3 separate regions of the Homo sapiens genome follow, and all the other regions are linked to region 3. Evidence: read pairs that join two places in POLR2A ChIA-PET (ENCODE). Cell type or tissue: PC-9. All regions are shown on one strand.

Region 1 (2,500 bases), 78 kb before region 3:
AACAGAGGGAGAACATATTCTTGGCAATTAGCTAGAGACCAAAAAAAAAAAAGCAATTTTTCATCACCTTCTATGTGTTTGACTCACTACTACAATTTGTATATATTCTACCCTTTCTTCCTTCCCAAATCTTCTGAAGTTGGTGTTATTGCTGTTTTCAATATCATAGAAGTACTAGTAATAGTACCATCATCAGTATCCTTATTACAAAGGTAATATAGGTGTAAATGAAGCACATATTAAATATACCCTCTTTCCTATTCCTAGGATATTTCCAATCCTAGTCTGCCCAGTTGATTACCCTTTTGATGTATTTCCTTCTAGAATTTTTGCTACACACACACACATACACACACACACACACACACACACACACACACACACACACACAGAAACCCTGAATGGCTATTTTTATGTTTGTTTATTTCAAATCTGAGATGATACTTTATCTATTTTCGGGCAACTTGCTTCCTTCATGAACCATGGACATCTCAATGTGCCATTACACACAGGAGTTATATGTTAGGTATTGTTGTCCCATTTTACAGAAGAGAATCCGCAAGGTTCACAGAGTGAATCATAGGCATAAAGTCCTTCAGGTGGTAAATGGCAAGGCTGGTGTTCCAACCAGTCTTCTCTGGCTCCAGGGACTGGCTCCTTCAGACTACATTTCACCAGCTGCCTCCAGGAACAGAAGACGGGAATTCACCTTTCATGCGACATATACCAGAAACGTGGACCTCAGCCACCCTGGGTCCTATTTGATCCCCAGGGCCTTCATTTGGCCCTCGAATAAAAACCTTATTTTTTTATCTCCTTACCTTTCCCAGAATTCATAGTAGGACTTGGCTGGTGAAAGGCTGGTTGCTGAGAAGGCTACAGTGTGGCTAGGCTGCAGTTCCCTGTTATTACATTGCCCCAGGTATTAATATTGTATATTTAGGCAGCTGTTCTCATCCGTGCCTGGCAGTGAAATTTGTTTCATCAACATGACTGTTGAAACCGCTGATTTTTGGATGCTTGGCCCCATGTAGTCCTTTGTAGCATCATAAAATAATTAGATTTAGGCTTAGCATTAATTTGAATTATTGTCCAATTTCCAGAAAATATCTCCTGAAAATGTCATGACGATGTATTACATGTCTTTGGAGATATTAAGTATTGAATTACAATATTATGTCACCTTCTCCCTGACTTCTTTGTTTTTTTTTCTCCCTCTCTTTCAACATGGTATGATTTATGTTCCAGCTACCACCATGAGAAGCTCAGTATTTACAGAAGTAATGAGAGATGTATGTTGACAGAAGCGAAAAAGAAAAATACAACAACCAGAAATCTTAGTGATGTGGATAGGTTTTCCTTGAAGCAAGCAGAATGCGAGGCAGCCATGTGTTAACAGAGCTCTGGAGTCAGAGTCAGGTAGCCTGCATTCTAATTTTGAATCATCAGTTTCCTAGCTGTGCAATTTAGGACATGTACAGTTAACCTCTTTTAGCTCCAATTTCCTTGTCTGTACAATGGGAATAAAAGTAACACCTACCCTCTACTGGTATTTCTAAGCAATAGCAGTAGTAAAAAAAAATCCCATTTTCCATGTGCATTCAATGAGTGAGGCACAGACACAGACTTACATTTACCTTGCAAATACTGCAAGATAAGTGCTATTCACCCTCTTTTAGATGAGCAAGCAGAGAAAAGAAATATCAAGCATTTCCCAGGGTCACTCAAATGATGAACTGTCAAGGCACCATTTGAATCCAGATGTGCCTGCCCACTTCAAGGTCTATGCTTTTTCCAGTGAAGCCAATTCCAGACAGAAGAGAGTAGAAAGGAAGAGATCTAGAGAAAAAGGAACACTTACAAACATACACACACTGACACAAGAGACACAAGCAGGCAGGTGCCTATGCCTAATTTGGTCAGTTGGCATCGAACCCACAGTGTAGTAATGAAAGAGATTTGGGGAAGAATTGCTAATATGGTTATTCTTAGTGCTCACAGTTGTGAGCTGTCTTTTCCAAACAGCTCCTGATGTTTCTGCAGATTTCTTGGGAAAGGCAGAAGGAAGCACATCTCATACAAAAGGGTAGACCCTAAGAAGTGGAAACAGGCTGCAGGGAGCATAGTGAAGCTGGTGGGTCCTGTAGGCCACAAGGTGCACTCATTCATTTGTTAATTTACTCAGCTATTCATGTCTTACCATAAATTTTCATTCCAAAGGTATTGCACCTAATATATGCCAGGCATACTTCTAGGACCCCACAGTGGTTCCTCACTCTCGCAACATGTCTTCAAGTAGGGTCCCTCATTCCCACCCTACGCCGATCATCCCAGGGTATTGTGACAATCAGGGGAAAAGCTGCTAGGATAAGTCAGCCTAGAAAAAATGAGTCTAGCCTGGGTAAGTGAGAGCAAGGTGACTTTTTTTTTTTTTTAATGAGACTGATATCTGGCTGTGTCCCAAGGAGGATCACCATGTTGCACAATTTCAGAAGACACC
Region 2 (2,500 bases), 90 kb after region 3:
CCTGCACCTTACAATATTGTTGGCCGGACCCAGTGAAAGTAGCCAGGCATGAGCAAAACCCAGGGCCATGGCCTCCCTTCCTAAGATCAGGTCCTATTGTGTAGAGAGGAGCTTGTTGAGCTAGGAAACTTAGTAGCCTTTTCTGGCTTTCCTTGGTTTTCAGAAATTTTCTTCATCATCACTGAAAGGGAAAGGTGATTTTTCAGGCCCATGATCATGGGGATAATACAGTCCGAGGTGATGAAGGGACCCTGTTTCTCAACATGACTCTGTTTACTGTGAATCCTCAGCTATGCTCCTGTCCTTCCTACAAATTCAGAGTTAAACTTGATTCTCTCTGGGGCATCTCCCTTTCCCGCCACAGTACCTAAGTCAAAGATGTACTTGGTTCCAGAGGGGGAAGACACTGCAGATAGGCCTATATAAGAGCCAGTGGGATTTGGCACCCCTCAACTTACTCTGCAGAGCTGTTCTTTCATGCACATTGAACCTTAGGGAGAAGATGAGGTTCTCCATTGGAGGAATTTCAGGCAGAAGTGGTGGAACTGACCTTCACGTTTTTGTTGTTGCCTTATTTAGGTAATGAAGCAATTCAACTAAAACGTGTTTTTTTTTAATTATGAAATTATTATATGCACATACAAGAATATTTAGGACATATAGAGAAAAAATAAAGAACAATATCACCCATAGTCATGTCACCTCCAAATAGCTACTACTAACATTTTGACATGTCCTTTTAGTAGATTTACTATAAGATAGATAGATAACTAGATAGATAGATAGATAGATAGATAGATAGATAGATAGATAGATGTTTAGCAATTTTACTGTGCAATATAATATATAGAAAAATATGTAAAACATTATTTACAGTTTTGATACGAATTAAGCAATTCTCACCTAAACCATCACCCATGTCAAGAAATAGAATATTGCCTGCATTCCATAAGCCCTCCCCCAACACACCCACCATGCCTCCATTTCCAATTGTAACCCTGTCCTCCCTTCTGGAAGTGGCCAAGACCCTGTCTTTTATGCTAATCATGTTTTTTTTACAGTTTTCCCACTTAGGTATGCATAGAGCAGCTCTTTTATGTGATTCTTGACTGTTGGTAATGGATTCTCCAGCATCTAGCACATCTTATCAAACTAGATCAAACTTGCCTTTGGTTGAAGCAAAAACTGGTTATTAGACAACCCACAGTTGAATTTTAGCTGCATTCAGAGCTCAACAACTAAGTACTGCTGTGTAAGACCCTCTTCTGGGCCCTAACATTAGAAAGATACTGTGTCCTAACTAGCAAAGAGTCCATAGTCTATTTACAGAGCTAGAAAATGATGCTTTGGATCCTACTCCCTAGAGTCACACATGGATCCTTCCTTTCTGCACAATGATAGGATGAACTTTCTCCTTCCATAATGATTCCCTCTGGTGTAGACTCTGGTTTGGGCTGCTGCTTCTCTCTTTTGAATCTTTGGCACCCACATGAGCGTATTTATTTTTCTCCAGCTGGTACCAACCCTTGCAGGTTTTTTCCTAAGGCTCATTTTAAAATGTTACATCTTGAGTTCATCCTGGGTAAGAGGAGAACCTTTTAGGCAGGGGGTGGGGTAGAAAAAAAGAACAAATGTCTCAAATGACTTTTAAGTGTAACTTTGGATCTCTGAATCTTGATAACACCCTAGCAAAATGGTATCTCAGTCTCCATCCTGTGAGTGTGGAAGCCAACTCAGAAAGGGAAGTGACATGTTCATTGTCACTCAGATAGGAATTGGTAGCATGGATATCAGGACTCCAAAATAAGGACTCCAGTAACCACTAGATGACATTGGTGGGGATTTGAGAGCACTGGTTCTGGGGTCTGGCTTCCCAGCACACAGATTCCTGCTGTTCTAGTTGATGACATTGGGCAATGTAGTATCTGTGTTCTCATATGTACAACAGCATCTCAACATGGAGTTGTGGGGAAAGTTAAGGGGGATGATGTGCACTTCACCCATCACTCAATATTTAGTACTCAGTAAATAGCATGTAGAGAACAGTCAGACAGGCTACTGGGGAGGCCTTGGGAATAAAACCTTGAAGGGCCCTGCCCTGGACTGGGTGGTTAGTGCCTTGCTGGCCTTGCTGTGGGTGTTGCAGTTGATCCTGGATTCCCATCACTTGTGAGTTTCCTTCCACCCACGTCCGTCCCCAGAACACTGGACTTGGGAACCTCATCCTTTTCAATCCCCTGAGGGTCCAACATATATGGCATCTGTCTCCATTCAGAGAAGGATTTTTTTTCTTCTTTTAAATTGCTCTCTGCAACAAAAAATAAAATATGCATACCATCCAAAATTATACTCAACATAAGCTGAATAAATATATACCCACAGAAGCATATGCTCAATGGTTGCTGCTCTATGCTTTGCAAAGCCAACCAGCTTTAAAATCTTTCTCACTCACAGTCTGAGTGATCAATGAGAAGGTGTGATGTGAGGACACAGCCTCAAG
Region 3 (2,500 bases):
TTTAGAGCTTGAAGGGACTTTTTTTTTTTTTTTTAGCTTATCTAGGACTCAGGGCCTTTCAGTAGCAAAGCCAGGATTAGAATTCAAGTAGTCTGCTGGCCCAGTGTTCTTCCTACCTCTCTGCTCATGTCGTCTGGCTATCTTGCTTGGTTTTGGTAGTACTGATCCAATAGTCTCAACTCTGGTATCTAACACTGAGGTCATTTGGTCTGCGTAAGGCTGTTGTAATGAAAAAACAATGATCAGCCTCCAAAGAAAGTCTGTAGTTTGTTCATAGTATTGGTTCCATATTAATTGCTTAGATTTGATAAATGTACTAGAGTGTGATGGTTAATTTTATATGTCAACTATACTGGCCCATGGAGATGCTCAATTATTTTGTCAAGCATTATTCTAGGTGTTTCTGTGAAGTTGTTTTTTTTTTTTTTTCTGTAGCTTAAGTAAAGCAGATTGTCTTCCATGATGTGGGGGGTAGGGAGTCTCATCCAATCACTTGAAGGCTTGAAAAGAACAAGCAGCTCACCCTTCTCTGAGTAAGAGGGGATTCTCCTGCTGGCAGCCCTCAAACTAGGACATCTGTTCTTCCTGGATAGTTATGTAACATGTTAAGCTGAATGGAAGCTGGGTGAAAGGTGTACAGAAATTATCTGCACTATCTTTGCAACTCTTCTGTAAATCTAAAATTATTCCAGAATAAAAGACTTAAAAAAAAAAAAGTCAGGCCAGAATCACAAGTATCCCAGATTATCCCAGGATAATTCACCAGAAAATTCTAAGCACACTAGCAGAGTCAAATACCATGCTAAACAATATGCCATAACCAAGTCTTAATGGATCTCAAACTGGTATCCTCAGTTGTCTTCTGCAGACATGTGTCACTCAGCGAAAGGGATTTGTTCTGAGAAATGCATTGTCTGGCAATTTGGTCATTGTGCAAACATCAAAGAATGTACTTACACAAAAATAGATGGTAAAGGTTACTGTACATCAAGGCTACATGATGTAGCCTATTACTCCTAGGCTTCAAACCTGTAAAGCCTGTTACTGTACTGAATACTGTAGGCAACTTAACACAATGGTAAATGTTTGTGTATCTGAGCATATCTAAACATAGAACAGGGACAGTAGAAATTTTAAAATATTTTTTAAAATTATCTACCTGTATAGGGCACTTACCATGAGTAGAGCTTGCGGGACCGGAAGTTGTTCTGGGTGAGTCAGTGAGTGAGTAGTGGGTGAAAGTGAAGGCCTAGGACATTACCGGATACTACTGGGGACTTTATAAACACTGTACACTTAGGCTACACTAAATTTATTTTAAAATTTTCTTTCTTCAATAATAAACCTAGATTACTAAAACTTTATGTTTTATTTCTTTAAACTTTTTGACTTGTAGTAACACTTAGCTTAAAACACACATATGGGTGTACATGAGGGTTTACATCTTCATTCTATGAGCTTTTATAAATAGTTTTTTTCACTCTTAAACTCCTTTATTAAAAACTAAGATATGAACACACACATTAGCTTAGGACTACACAGAATCAGGATCATCAATATCACTGTCTTCTACCTCCATCTTGTCCCACTGGAAGGTCTTCAGGGACAATAACACACATGGAGCTGTCATCTCCTATGATAGCAATGCCTTTTCTGCAATACCTCCTGGAGGTATTGTCTGAGGTTGTCTTACAGTTACAAGGACTTGTCTGAGGCTGTTTTACAGTTAACTGATTTTAATAAGTAGTAGGACTACACTCTCAAATAACAATAAAAAGGCCCAGCATGGTGGCTGATAACTGTATTCCCTGTGTTTTGGGAAACTGAAGCGAGAGGCTCACTTGAGGCCAGGAGTTTGAAACCAGCCTGGGCAACATAGTGAGACCTCTGTCTCTACAAAATAATAAAAATAACAATTAAAAGTATAGTAGAATAAATACTTAAACCAGTAGCATAGTTGTTTATTATCATAATCCAGTATTATGTACTGTACATAATTGTATGTGCTATACTTTTATACAACAGAGAGTGTGGTAGGCTTGCATACACCAACATCCCCACAGACATGTGAGTAATGCATTGTGCTAGGACATTAGGAAAGCTACAATGTTACTAGGCCAGAGGAATTTTTCAGCTCTGTTGTCATGCTATGGGGTCACCATCATGTATTTTGTCCATGGTTGACGGAAACGTCATCATGCAGCCCATGACGTATTTGTTATCATTTTTCCACCTGAGTCATTGTGAAAACTGACTGCTTCCCTTCACTGTGGAGCTGTGAGCTTTATGAGACCACATTGGTATTGTATTCATTTCCCTCTCTAGCACTCAGAACAGGCCTGTACATAGTAGGTTTTTGCCACCCAAGATTTGCATGTGTGTGTGATTAGCTCAATTTGGAAAAAAAAATACAAAAGAATGACACAAATGATTTTATTTCTGTTTAGCTGTATCTGTCTAAAATACAGTCAGCTAAATCTTATTGAGAATCAAATGTGTG

What was found. Peaks named below come from ENCODE experiments on the same cell type or tissue, not always from the same donor. Only the 100,000 strongest peaks of a DNase experiment are listed, where the experiment ranks them.
Region 1: POLR2A ChIA-PET joins it to region 3 with 5 read pairs; 3 of 35 experiments call an interaction of 5 or more read pairs at or near these places.
Region 2: POLR2A ChIA-PET joins it to region 3 with 5 read pairs; 2 of 35 experiments call an interaction of 5 or more read pairs at or near these places.

What each region holds. Positions count from the first base shown.
Region 1 is chr9:117,017,894-117,020,393 of GRCh38, reverse strand. All of the region lies in intron 6 of ASTN2 (astrotactin 2), which reads left to right. Among named protein-coding and RNA genes, the nearest start is that of SNORA70C, 160 kb to the left of the region's middle. In PC-9, no CTCF peak of the experiment used is centred here; no DNase peak of the experiment used is centred here.
Region 2 is chr9:116,849,788-116,852,287 of GRCh38, reverse strand. All of the region lies in intron 11 of ASTN2 (astrotactin 2), which reads left to right. Among named protein-coding and RNA genes, the nearest start is that of TRIM32, 160 kb to the right of the region's middle. In PC-9, no CTCF peak of the experiment used is centred here; no DNase peak of the experiment used is centred here.
Region 3 is chr9:116,939,524-116,942,023 of GRCh38, reverse strand. The region is part of intron 10 of ASTN2 (astrotactin 2); the gene reads left to right. Among named protein-coding and RNA genes, the nearest start is that of SNORA70C, 240 kb to the left of the region's middle. In PC-9, no CTCF peak of the experiment used is centred here; a DNase peak (open chromatin) is centred at 1,023; H3K27ac peaks cover 2,500 bases.